4 separate regions of the Homo sapiens genome follow, and regions 1, 2 and 4 are each linked to region 3. Evidence: chromatin contacts called from ENCODE Hi-C or POLR2A ChIA-PET data. All regions are on one chromosome and are shown on one strand. Each heading gives the region's core, a stretch centred on a gene start or an enhancer-like site at or near the end of the contact. The rest is flanking DNA. Distances are from core to core; before and after follow the strand shown.

Evidence for each region. A loop is a pair of places that touch in the nucleus more often than their neighbours do. ChIA-PET counts read pairs that join two places held with the same protein, here RNA polymerase II (POLR2A). Pooled maps may share reads with other maps.
Region 1: a loop to region 3 is called in a pooled map, with 5 times the contacts of the local background. The contact joins the promoter of RNASEH2A here to the promoter of ZNF136 in region 3. A Hi-C loop is called at or near these places in 1 of 168 maps with a recorded cell type or tissue (GM11168), 3 of 37 single-sample maps with no recorded cell type and 4 of 50 pooled maps.
Region 2: a map with no recorded cell type shows a loop between it and region 3 (7-fold over the local background). The contact joins the promoter of DHPS here to the promoter of ZNF136 in region 3. A Hi-C loop is called at or near these places in 1 of 168 maps with a recorded cell type or tissue (transverse colon), 1 of 37 single-sample maps with no recorded cell type and 7 of 50 pooled maps. POLR2A ChIA-PET finds 5 or more read pairs at or near these places in 3 of 52 experiments (B cell, HEK293 and activated CD4-positive, alpha-beta T cell).
Region 4: a map of CD8-positive, alpha-beta T cell shows a loop between it and region 3 (8-fold over the local background). The contact joins the promoter of TNPO2 here to the promoter of ZNF136 in region 3. A Hi-C loop is called at or near these places in 1 of 168 maps with a recorded cell type or tissue (CD8-positive, alpha-beta T cell) and 6 of 50 pooled maps. POLR2A ChIA-PET finds 5 or more read pairs at or near these places in 3 of 52 experiments (H1, activated CD8-positive, alpha-beta memory T cell and activated naive CD8-positive, alpha-beta T cell).

Annotation. Positions count from the first base shown.
Region 1 is chr19:12,804,683-12,807,902 of GRCh38, forward strand. It overlaps RNASEH2A (ribonuclease H2 subunit A), which reads left to right and starts at 1,902. Exons shown (of 8, transcript NM_006397.3): 1 at 1,902-2,118; 2 at 2,326-2,397; 3 at 2,524-2,647; 4 at 2,737-2,824. The coding sequence starts at 1,992. RefSeq lists a cis regulatory region at 1,149-2,181 and enhancers at 1,626-1,755, 1,956-2,005.
Region 2 is chr19:12,680,622-12,683,669 of GRCh38, forward strand. It overlaps DHPS (deoxyhypusine synthase), which reads right to left and starts at 1,259. Exons shown (of 9, transcript NM_001930.4): 1 at 939-1,259. The coding sequence starts at 1,145. RefSeq lists cis regulatory regions at 490-990, 1,016-1,550 and enhancers at 910-1,433, 1,074-1,368, 1,434-1,956, 2,480-3,002.
Region 3 is chr19:12,161,616-12,164,490 of GRCh38, forward strand. It overlaps ZNF136 (zinc finger protein 136), which reads left to right and starts at 1,481. Exons shown (of 4, transcript NM_003437.5): 1 at 1,481-1,591. The coding sequence starts at 1,589. RefSeq lists enhancers at 1,322-1,411, 1,422-1,581.
Region 4 is chr19:12,722,360-12,725,447 of GRCh38, forward strand. It overlaps TNPO2 (transportin 2), which reads right to left and starts at 1,573. Exons shown (of 26, transcript NM_001382241.1): 1 at 1,410-1,573; 2 at 890-1,006. RefSeq lists enhancers at 1-106, 107-724, 523-672, 725-1,343, 1,344-1,960 and a silencer at 1-22.

The DNA.
Region 1 (3,220 bases), core at 652-3,151, 640 kb after region 3:
GCAATCCCAGCACTTTGGGAGGCCAAGGCAGGCGGATCACAAGGTCAGGAGATCGAGACCATCCTGGCTAAAACGGTGAAACCCCGTCTCTACTAAAAATATAAAAAATTAGCTGGGCGCGGTGGCGGGCGCCTGTAGTCCCAGCTACTCGGGAGGCTGAGGCAGGAGAATGGCATGAACCCGGGAGGCGGAGCCTGCAGTGAGCCGAGATCGCGCCACTGCACTCCAGCCTGGGCGACAGAGCGAGACTCTGTCTCAAAAAAAACCAACCAAACAAACAAACAAACAAAAACATTTAAGTTAGATGAGCGTGGCGGCACATGCCTGTGGTCCCAGCTACTCGGTACGATGGGGAGGAAGGATCGCTTGAGCCTGGGAGGCAAAGGTTACAATAAGCCGAGATCGCTACACTGCTATCCAGCCTGGGCAACAGAGTAACATCCTGTCTCAAAAAAAAAAAAAAAAAAAAAAAAAAAAAAAAAGTGGAGGGGGAGGCGAAGAGGAGTAAAAGGAGATAAAGAGACAATGAACTAGGACCCTGAGGAAGGGGCATGAGCCTGGTAAGGGGCGGGAACCCACAGGCAGAGGACATGAGCCCCAGTGAGCCCAGGGAATAGAAGTGGTGGATGCCAGGCACTGTGGCTGGCTCAGGCTTGTAATCCCAACACTTTGGGAGGCTGAGGCGACCGGATCGCTTGAGCCCAGGAGTTTGAAGCCAGCCTGGGCAACATAATGAGACCCCGTCTCTACAAAAAATACCAAAAATAGTCGGGCATGGTGGTGTGGTGTGCACCTGTAGTCCAGCTGCTTGGGAGACTGAGGTGGGAGGATCGCGTCAGCCCAGGAGGTGGAGGTTGCAGTGAGCCAAGATCGCGCCACTGCACTCCAGCCTGGACAACAGAGAGAGACCCTGTCTAAAAAAAAAAGAAGGCCGGGTGCGGTGGCTCACGCCTGCAATCCCAACACTTTGGGAGGCCGAGGCGGGCGGATCACAAGGTCAGGAAATCGAGACCAACCTGGCTAACACGGTGAAACCCCATCTCTACTAAAAAGTACAAAAAATTAGCCGGGTGTGGTGGCGGGCGCCTGTAGTCCCAGCTATTCGGGAGACTGAGGCAGGAGAATGGCGTGAACCCGGGACGCGGAGCTTGCAGTGAGCGGAGATGGCGCCATTGCACTCCAGCCTGGGCGACAAGAGCGAGACTCTGTCTCAAAAAAAAAAAAAAGAAAAAAAAAAAGTGGGTCGAGGGGTGGGGGTGGGGACATTCATTCTAAGTTGGGAGGAATGAGCTTCTATAGGGAGCAGAGACCCTGAGCAGGAGTCCACCGAGGTCTGTGATCTCCAACGGGGGTGGGGAAGGCTTGGCCTGAATGAGACAGAGGTTAGGAAGCACAGATCTTGCACGGAGTGGAGGTGGGCCGAAGGGAGCAACCAAGAGAGGGAGTTTGGGGACTCCAAATCCAAAAGCCTGGGTTTAGTGGAAGCGGGGCTACCTGGTCCAGGGGACTTAGAATGTGTACAGAAGCAGGGACCGCAAGTACAGGGCCTGAATCCAAGTGGCAGTTGGGGACCCAGTGATGCGGTGACCCGTGTCCTGGGAGTGGGGTGATATTTGACTCTCTAGTTCCCCGTTAGGCTGGGTCTTCGAAGCTACGTCTCAGTTTCCCTCTTATTTCCCCCTCTTCCCACCGGGCCACGCAGGCGGGGCCCCAGAGACCGTGAAGCAGAGCTTGCAAAGTGACCCCGTCCACCGAATTCCCCAAGCTGAGTGTTCGGCCATAGCCCTTCGGGACTACAATTCCCAGGAGGGCGCACGGCAGCGACGTCGGCGTCGGCTGCGTAAGCGTCCACGGCGGCGGGAGCGCCAGGGGCGTGTTCTGCCCGCGGATTGGCCGGAAGCAGGCGCCGCTTCGAGGCCCGCGGAAAACGCGCGCCGAGACCCGCTCCTGCAGTATTAGTTCTTGCAGCTGGTGGTGGCGGCTGAGGCGGCATGGATCTCAGCGAGCTGGAGAGAGACAATACAGGCCGCTGTCGCCTGAGTTCGCCTGTGCCCGCGGTGTGCCGCAAGGAGCCTTGCGTCCTGGGCGTCGATGAGGCGGGCAGGGGCCCCGTGCTGGGTGCGCCCCTAGGGCCAGGGAGGGGAGGGGCGTGGTACGGAGGATGCGGGAAACGGGAGTCGGGATTGCACTGCACCAAGGGAGGGGATGTGGTCGTGGTGATGGCACCTAAAGAAGCAGTGATGATAGAACAGGGATGAATGGCAACTTTCACGGGCTCAGTGATTGGACCCCGGCTGCCAGAAAACTGACACCCCTTCTCCCCAGGCCCCATGGTCTACGCCATCTGTTATTGTCCCCTGCCTCGCCTGGCAGATCTGGAGGCGCTGAAAGTGGCAGGTGAGCCCGAGGTGTGCGTCTGGGGAAGGGATTCCTGGGTATGTGCAGGGGCAGGTGAGAACTGAAAGGGGAGGGCAGGAACTGGGAGAACCAGCTGTTCCCCTTCTCTTCCAAACCTCCTCCCAGACTCAAAGACCCTATTGGAGAGCGAGCGGGAAAGGCTGTTTGCGAAAATGGAGGACACGGACTTTGTCGGCTGGGCGCTGGATGTGCTGTCTCCAAACCTCATCTCTACCAGCATGCTTGGGCGGTGAGGGGTCCCCGGGAGGGGCAGCCAGCATGGGCTGACCAAGCTTTGTTCCTAGAATGAGATTAACTGGGCTCTGTTCCCCACCACAGGGTCAAATACAACCTGAACTCCCTGTCACATGATACAGCCACTGGGCTTATACAGTATGCATTGGACCAGGGCGTGAACGTCACCCAGGTGAGTTAACTGTAAGTTGTCCCCATTTGGTCATCTCAGGATAAAATGGGGACAAAACAGGAGTTCGAGACTGCAGTGAGCCATGATCATGCCACAGCACTCCATCCTGGGTGACAAAGGAAGCCCCCCAACTCAAAAATGGAGGCAGGGCGCAGTGGCTCACGCCTATAATCGCAGCACTTTGGGAAGCCGCGGCGGGTAGATCACCGGAGGTCAAGAGTTCGAGACCAGCCTGACCAACATGGTGAAACCCCGTCTCTACTAAAAATACAAAAATTAGCTGGACGTGGTGGCAGGCGCCTGTAATCCTAGCTACTCAGGAGGCTGAGACAGGAGAATCGCTTGAACCCAGGAGGCAGAAGTTGCAGTGAGCCAAGATTGTGCCATTGCACTCCA
Region 2 (3,048 bases), core at 9-2,508, 520 kb after region 3:
CTCCCGGGTTCAAGCGATTCTCCTGCCTCAGCCTCCCGAGTAGCTGGGACTACAGGCGCGCACCACCATGCCCGGCTAATTTTTTGCATTTTAGTAGAGACGGGGTTTCTCCATGTTGGTCAGGCTGGTCTCGAACTCCCGACCTCAGGTGATCCGCCCGCCTCGGCCTCCCAAAATGCTGAGATTACAGGCATGAGCCACCGTGCCCGGCCTTTTTTTTTTTTTTTTTTTGAGACAGAGTATCGCTCTGTCACCAGGCTGGAGTGCAGTGGCGCAATCTCAGCTCACTGCAACCTCCACCTCGCGGGTTCAAGCGATTCTCCTGCCTCAGCCTCCCGAGTAGCTGGGACTACAGGCGCGCAACACCATGCCCGGCTAATTTTTTGCATTTTAGTAGAGACAGGGTTTCACCATGTTGGCCAGGCTTGTCTCGAACTCCTCTTCTCTTGATCCACCCGCCTCGGCTTCCCAAAATGCTGGGATTATAGGCATGCGCCACCGCGCCCAGCCAGCCCCCACCCTTTTAGGAATCAGAGAGCATCTCCTTTCAGATCCGGTCCCTTCCCCGCTGGGAAAAGCAAATCTAAATTCAAGAACCGCCCAGACTTAGGCTCCTCCTCCCATATCCTCCCTTAATTTGTCTTGCCCCAGGCTCCGCCCATTCCAGAAAGCTTTAAATGTACCTAGAACCCGCCCCCACACCAAGAATCAGTCCTCGCCTCCTCAGGTTACCGTACCAGCATGTAACTACCAGAGTGCAAAATCCCCTTCCCAGGACAGAAACTCCCGCCCAGAATAGGTCCCGCCTTCCTCCAACTATTGGGCAACTCAAATAAAAGACATATCCCCTCCACTGGAAACGCTGCCCCCGTCTAGTACCGCGTTGGTTCTACAAGCCACGCCCCTCCGCGTCCCTAGAAATTCCGCCCGGTCCTCACCATGGCATTGACTTGCTGTACAGCGCGCCCGAAGTTGGTTGCTTGGAAGCCGGTGGTGCCGAAGGCCTCCAGCAGTGCGCGGTAATTCACACCGCGGTTGAAGTCGTAGCCCCGGACCTGGGTGCTTTCGGGCGGCAACGTCGAGCTGTGCTTTAGCACGGCGGCCAGCGCCCCCGCTGGCGCCTCCCGTTCCAGGGAACCTTCCATGCGCCTATAGCCGGCTCTCGAGTCAAAGCTGCCCCTAGGCCGGGCTTACGGCGGCCCAGAAACGCGTTAAACCCCGACGCGCGCGTCTCCGCAAGAGCACAGGAAGTAGGGAACGTGCTTTGGGCGAAAGACCGGAAGTTGGTTTATCACGTGACCATTTTTAGCCCCTGTAAACCAGGTCGCCGCCATTTTTGTGCGTGTGTTCCGTAATACGGAAGCCGCGAGGAGCCTTTAGGCCCTTTCTTTCTTTTTTTTTTTTTTTTTTTTTTTGAGACGGAGTCTCGCTCTGTCACCCAGGCTGGAGTGCAGTGGCGCGATCTCAGCTCACTGCCAGCTCCGCTTTCCGGGTTCACGCTGTTCTCCTGCCTCAGCCTCCCGAGTAGCTGGGACTACAGGCGCCCACCACCACGCCCGGCTAATTTTTTTGTATTTTTAGTAGAGACGGGGTTTCACCTGGTCTCGATCTCCTGACCTCGTGATTCGCCCGCCTCGGCCTCCCAAAGTGCTGGGATTACAGGCGTGACCCACCGCGCCCGGCGCCTTTAGGCCTTTTCTTCCTTTTTTTTTCTTTTTTTTTTTTTTGATACAGGGTTTCGCTCTTGTTGCCCAGGCTGGAGTGCAATTGCCCGATCTCAGCTCACCACAACCTCCACATTCCGGGTTCAAGCGATTCTCCTGCCTCAGCCTCCCGAGTAGCTGGGACTACTGGCATGCACCGCCATGCCCGGCTAATTTTGTATTTTTAGTAGAGGCGGGGTTTCTCCCTGTTGGTCAGGCTGGTCTCGAACTTCCGACCTCAGGTTATCCGCCCGCCTCAGCCTCCCAAAGTGCTGGGATTACAGGCGTGAGCCACTGCGCTTCGGCCTTTACTTGTTTTCATGTGTTCTCGACTTCCCATGAATGAAGATTCTTTTTTATTTTTATTATTTATTTATTTAATTTATTTTTGAGACAAGAGTTACACGCTCTTGTTACGCAGGCTGGAGTGCGGTGGTGCAATCTTGACTCATTGCAACCTCTGCCCCCCTGGTTCAAGCGATTCTCCTGCCTCAGCCTCCCGAGTTGCTGGGATTACAGACACCCACCACCAGGCCTGGCTAATTTTTTATTTTTAGTAGAGATGGCATTTCACCATGTTGGCGAGGCTGGTTCTGCCCTCAGGTGACCGCCCGCCTGGGCTTTCCAAAGTGCTGAGATTACAGGTGTGAGCCACCGTCCCCAGCCAAAATTCCTATTTTAATGCCACCTGCTGGAGACCCACTGCTTGGCCCGGCACTCGCCCATTCGTTTCTGTTCTGTCCCCTCGGGAGGGGAGGATGGTTTTGTTGTTGTTGTTGCTGTTTTGTTTGTTTGTTTGTTTGAGCTAGAGTCTTGCGCTGTCTCCCAGGCTGGAGTGCAGTGGCACGATCTCGGCTCACTGCAACCTCCGCCTCCCAGGTTCACGCCATTCTTCTGCCTCAGCCTCCCCAGTAACTGGGACTACAGGCGCCGGCCACCACGCCCGGCTAATATTTTGTATTTTTAGTAGAGACGGGGTTTCACCGTGTTAGCCAGGGTAGTCTCGATCTCCTGACCTCGTGATCCGCCCGCCTCAGCCTCCCAAAGTGCTGGGATTACAGGCATGAGCCACCGCGCCTGGCCTGCTGCTATTTTTTGATAGGGTCTCACTCTGTCGCCAGGCTGGAGTGCTGTGACGCGATCTCGGCCCACTGCAACCTCTGACTCCCGGACTCAGGTCATCCTCCCACCCCAGCATTCCGACTAGTGTGCACCATCGTGCCCAGCTAATTTTTTTATGAGGGTCACTTTTTTTTTTTTTTTTTTTTTTGAGACAGAGTCTCGCTCTGTCGCCCAGGCTGGAGTGCAGTGGCGCAATCTCGGCTCACTGCAAGCTCTGCCTCCC
Region 3 (2,875 bases), core at 231-2,730:
GAACTCCTGACCTCAAGTGATCCGCCCGCCTCGGCCTCTCAAAGTGTTGGGGATTACAGGCATGAACCACTGTGCCCGGCCTTGATTTTTCTATGTATAGAGTTGCTGCAGTCAGGCTGTAATTTGTATATATGAAGAAAATATGTAAAGATCATATTTAGAGACTCATTTAGGTAGCGTTCCAGAGAAATGGTTTATGAGCTAGAGAGGTTGGAATTTCAAGGGGCCTAAATTGACCACAGGTGAGAGTTTTCTGCTGGTGTAAATTATTAAGGTATTGAAGGAGGGAGCGTTCCCACATTGTGATGCTGTGACAGGAGGGCATGTTGAGCTCCCAGAGTTAAATCCTTAGGTTTCCTGCCTCATCATCAGGGTCTAATGTACTCTGTGGCTCCACTTCAGCAGTCACTGACTCTTAAGCTTGGGAATATGTTCTACCTTCTGAATTCATCTTTTCCTTTTTAAATGTTCTGAAGTGCCCTGCTTATCTGAGCTAGTTCAAATTTTCGCTTTACTTCCCTTTTGATTTCTTTACAGATTACGGAAATAGAACTTGTTTTTCCATGTATTTAATAATTTTATTCACTTGTTGGCAGTTTTTTATTTTCTTGGGTGAAAATGAGTAGATTGATTTGGGAGGCGAAAGTGGGAGGTTCACTTGAGGCTAGGAGTTCAAGACCAGCCTGGACAACAAACGAAATCCCGTCTCTACAAAAAATTAAAGAATTTGCCGGGCTTGGTGGCATGTACCTGTAGTCTCTACTACTCAGGGGACTGAAGCGGAAGGTTCGCTTGAACCCAGGAGATGGAGGCTGCAGTGAGCTATGATCATGCCATTGCACTCTAACCTGGGTGGCAGAGCTAGACCCTGTCTCAAATAAATAAATAAAGTAATAAATAAGTAAATAAAGTAATAAATAAGTAAATAAAGTAAAAAATAGAGAGAGATAAAGAGGTATGGTATGAGAAAGCCTTGGGCACGCTTCCCATATCCTCATCCCAAATTTCCGATCCCTGGGAATATCACGCCCTTTCTTCTGTTCCAGTCCTGCCTGGAACTCCCTGCGCACACCTGTGACTCCTCATGCAAGAGGTAGATGAAGAAATGACCCACTGAGTACAGGAAGTATCTCCTTTGGTAAACCCGGATTAAGTTCTGCTAAAATGCAAGTATCTCCCATCTCCCCATCCCCCGCAGACCAAGTACAGTGAAGGGGACGAGGGGAAGAAGTCCACCCTGCGTTTGAGGGCTGGGGCCAAGACCCCTCATTCCCGCTTCACTCATCTATGCTTCACATCTCCTGTCATTCACATCTGTCAAGATGCAGGGGGCAGAGCCCGAAGCTGTACCCAATCAGGGGCACCGGGGAGGAGCTCTGCGATCGGTCCAATCAGGCGCGCCGTCGGGGACGCAGCTGCAGACGTTCAACCTTCTCGCGGGATTTTCATTTCTCGCGTCTGCCGTACTTGGTTTCGCTTCGCTAGTCCCAGAGGCCCAGAGTGGCTCGCCTGGAGTCTCTGTGGCGCGGTTTCCTGTACCTGCCTTGGGATCCGGAGGGAGGAAGCTGGGACACCCGGGAGTCAGGAAATGGTGAGTGTGTCGGGCCCTGCGTCCCGAGACAGGGAGGAGGGGCTGGTTGGACGACCGGAACTGGCTGTGGCGCGGCCCGGGCCTTCCCGTGGGCGACTCTGGGTCTGCGTACCGAGTCCCTCTGGCGCAGCTCAGCCCTTGGTACCCTCGGCCTCAGGGTGGGGCTGGGCCGGCAGCCGGGACCCCGGGCGTCCTCGTCCCGCCCTGTGCCGCGATTGCGGCCCCGGCCCCGAAGACCCAAGTCTCTTCAGATTGTGCGGGGCCCACGCGAGGGTCATGGGGTGGGGGAAATCCTGACTTGTGCGTGGAAGGAGCTGTGGTGTATGAGGTTCCCAGTTCCTTTTCTCTCCACAGAGGACACCCGTTTTTCCCTGAGTTTTCTAAGTGTATGGGATGCAGGGTCCCAAATCCTCACTCTGTCCCCCAGCCTGCTGTTTCCAGGGCTTGCAGTAAATCCCCAAATTTCCTGTTCTCTTTTCGCTTTTCCAAACGCCAACCTCTCCCCTTCCATTCACGACATTAGCAACCGTTTCTCCTATATTCTACATTTCAGATATTGTGCTTTCATTGTTTATTTTTCAACAAAGCAATGGATTACTCTTTCATCAAGGTTTGTTTTCTGTTCATAGCCTTGACACTCCGCTGTAAGAAACCTTTGTGCTTGTCCTTTTGTCTCCTCTATGCACAGATACCTCATCAGAATGTCTTTGAGTTGAGGTTCCCCTTTGGAATCTTTACAGGGTGATATGCCTTCAGCGCCCCCTCCTATTTATTTTTTCCTGGTTCTGGGTTTCAAAACTGTCTGGGGCTGACTCAAGCTGCCCACAGCTGCCAAGTCTCTTGGAGGATCTAGTGAATATTGGGTCTTGGGTGAGTCTTCCTAGAGGACAGTTGAAATAGAAGGCTGGGAGAATGCCCTGGGACTAGGATAAATCTAGCATACCCTGCTTCTAAATAGCCAACCTCTGGGGGCACTCAGCTTTTCCTCCCCCAACCCCAGTTTCCATCCTTTGGAGACACACTGGTGGTCAGCCAATCAGATGCTGGTATTGAGGATTGAGAAAAGAAAATTTTTTGTGTGTTTTGAAAGAGTCTCGCTCTGTCGCCTAGGCTGGAGTGCAGTGACGTGATCTCGGCTCACTGCAACCTCCATCTTCTGGGTTCAAGCGATTCTCCTGCCTCAGCCTCCCCTGTAGTTGGGACCACAGTTTTGCGCCACCACTCCCAGATAACTTTTTTTTTTTTTTTTTTTTTTTGAGACGGAGTCTCTCTGTCGCCCAAGCT
Region 4 (3,088 bases), core at 323-2,822, 560 kb after region 3:
TTTCCCGGTCGGGCGCGGCCCCGACGCCCGGGCCGCGCGCGGCGCAGGCTCGGTGCCCGGCGGGGGTCGACGCAAGCCGGGGCCAAGAGGGTCGGGCTCTGAGTGAGGCCCACTTACCCGGCCCCGGGCAGCAGCGGCGGCAACTCGCGCTGCGGCTTCTCCAGAGACTCGCGCGGAAGGAGGGAGCCAAAGAGAGAGAATTAAAAAAAAAAAAAAAAAAAAAAAAGAAAGAAAGAAAAAAAAAAAAGAAAAACGCGGCCGTAGGTGAGCCGCCGCGGCTCCCGTACTCCGTTCAAACTGGTCCCGCCGAGCCAATCGGAAGGTTCAACCTTCACACGTGCCCTGGCACTTGGGAAACCCGGGCTGAGACAAGGTCCGGTCACGTGACCAAAGAGTTGCCGTTTCTTTGGCCTCTCTAGCCAGCCGGTCCTCCCAGTGTCTCGTTTTCCCAGCATCTTTCACTGACCTGACCGCAAGCTCTTTAGCTGGAGCCAGGAGTTTGGTAGCGCGTGGGGACTTTGTGTGTGATGGATCCAGGAACCCCTCGGCCAGAGCCAGCACCCTCCTTGTCACCTTCCTCCACTAAAAATTGAAATGTGCCTCCCTTCCCCCATCCAGAGGTACTTGGGAGGAGTACGCTGTGTGTGCGCAAGGAAAGAGCTGAGCGTGCTCTTTATACCCCAGAGACAAAGGAAAGAAAGCAGGACAAAGTAAGTGCCTGAGACAAGCCGGGTTCCTACAGAAGCCTCTGCCACTTTTTGCATTATTTTCCAGTACTGTTTGATAGTTTTTACAAGGAGATGAAAAAGCCACAAGGATATAAATTTTTGAATAAAACGAAATGAACTAATAAAATAAACTTTGAACCACGCCTAATCCCTTTCCCTACCTGAAGTTGAATGAGGTGGAACAGCGCAGGAAATTCTGGCAAGGGCAGGGTCATGAAGAAAGAAATCTTCTTGATCCTTGCGACGTCTGAAGACAGTAGGGCACCGTTTTTCCTTCTCTTGAGAGAGGAGCAGATGGTAAAAAGCTGGAGACCCTGTAGCGTCTTGGTTTCCCCTCCCTGCCCTGCCGATAACAAAGTGGGAGACCTCCTGCCACTTGAAGCCTCAGTTTCCCCACTTGTCAAATGGGTATAAGAGCAGTTCGCGCGATTAGAGATCATCCAAGTTAAGCATGACCTGGCCAGCTCTGAATTGTTCCTTAAAAACGTGGCTTTACCCTCCAAGGCTCAAGGCTGTTCTTTTACTGTATTCAGCCCCTCCCTAAGCCGATATTTAATGAATTCACCAGCTCTAATCCCAAAGAACAACCCACCCTGCCCTGAGGAACTTTTTGACCCTCGAGAGAGGCAGAGGTCAATTTTTGCCCCTGCCTGAAGGAGGGGAACAGCTATCTCAACCCACTTGCCGTAGGCAAAGTCAGTCCCGGCTCCGTTCATTCATGAAAATCAAGTCCCGGGCCTCCAAGGTTAGGGAAGTGTCGGCAGGCGCCTAACTCCACTCGGAGAATCGCGGAAGACACCCTAAAGGAGCAGTTGGGATTCCGAGGTAGCCAGTTCCGCTGGACTGAAACCTGGGCTGAGAAACACGTGCAGAAAGCCGCCACCAAGGCATGCGTAAAGGCCTCCCTCTCCCCCACCCTCCGATAAGCCCTGGAACTACAAATCCCGTCCTGCCATGCGCCAGGGTCGCCGCGCTTTGGGGTTTTGGCTGAGACTCAAATTGGCAGGAGGGTCTCTAGACCAACCGAGGTGCATGGGGAGCAGAAGAGTGAGACTGGGGAGCTGGGGCTGGATTTGGGGGTTCCTGGAGCGAGTGTGAACGATAAGAGCTTTCTGGTCAAATTTGGGGGCTGCCCCAGATAAAGATCAGATGGGGAGCGAGTTTGGGATGCAGGAGACAATTTGTTAAGGTTCACCCCCTTCATATAATATGGCAAATTTTCAGCGGCCCTCCGCAAGCCTTGGGGCAGAACAAAGTAGCCCCTGCTGCATGTGTGGTCCACATTGTTGGCCCTTGTGTGGTCACGGAATTTTTTCTTCCTCTCCAGCTGGTGAATTTGAGTGTTGAATCAGGACAAGGTTTTGGGTTTTTGTTGTTTTGTTGTTTTTGTTTTTCTATTTCTTTGTTTTGTTTTGTTTTGTTTTTGAGACGGAGTCTCGCTCTGTTACAAGGCTGAAGTGCAGTGGCGCGATCTCAGCTCATTGTAACCTCCGCCTCCCGGGTTCAAGCGATTCTCCTGCCTCAGCCTCCCGAGTAGCTGGGATTACAGGCATGCGCCACCACGCCCGGCTAATTTTTTTTAATAGAGATGGGGTTTCACAATGTTGACCAGGATGGTCTTGATTTCTTGACCTCATGATCTGCCTGCCTTGGCCTCCCAAAGTGTTGGGATTACAGGCGTGAGCCACCGCGCCTGGCTTTTTTTGTTTTTTTGTTTTTTGAGATGGTGTCTTGCTCTCATTGTCCCGGCTGAAGTGCAATGGCTCAATCTCGGCTCACTGCAACCTCCGCCCCCGGATTCAAGCGATTCTCCTGCCTCAGCCTTCCGAGTAGCTGGAATTACAGGCGCCTGCCACCACGCCAGGCTAATTTTTTGCATTTTTAATAGAGATGGGGTTTTGCCATGTTGGCCAGGCTGGTCTTGAACTCCTGACCTCAGGTGATCCACCTGCCTCGACCTCCCAAAGTGCTGGGATTACTGTGCCCGGCCCAGTTTTCCTATTTCTTTCTTTCTTTCTTTTTTTTTTTTTTTTTTTTTTTTTTTTTTTTTTTTTGAGACACTGTCTTGCCCTGTCGCCCAGGCTGGAGTGCAATGGTGGGATCTCAGCTCATTGCAACCTCCGCCTCCGGGATTCAAGCTATTCTGCCTCAGCCTCCCGAGTACCTGGGACTACAGGCACCCGCCACCACACCCAGCTAATTTTTGTATTTTTAGTAGAAACAGGGTTTCACCATATTGGCGAGGCTGATCTTGAACTCCTGACCTTGTGATCTGCCCGCCTTGGCCTCCCAAAAAGTGCTGGGATTACAGGTGTGAGCCACCGTGCCTGGCCTTTTTTCCTTTTTTTTTTTTTTTTTTA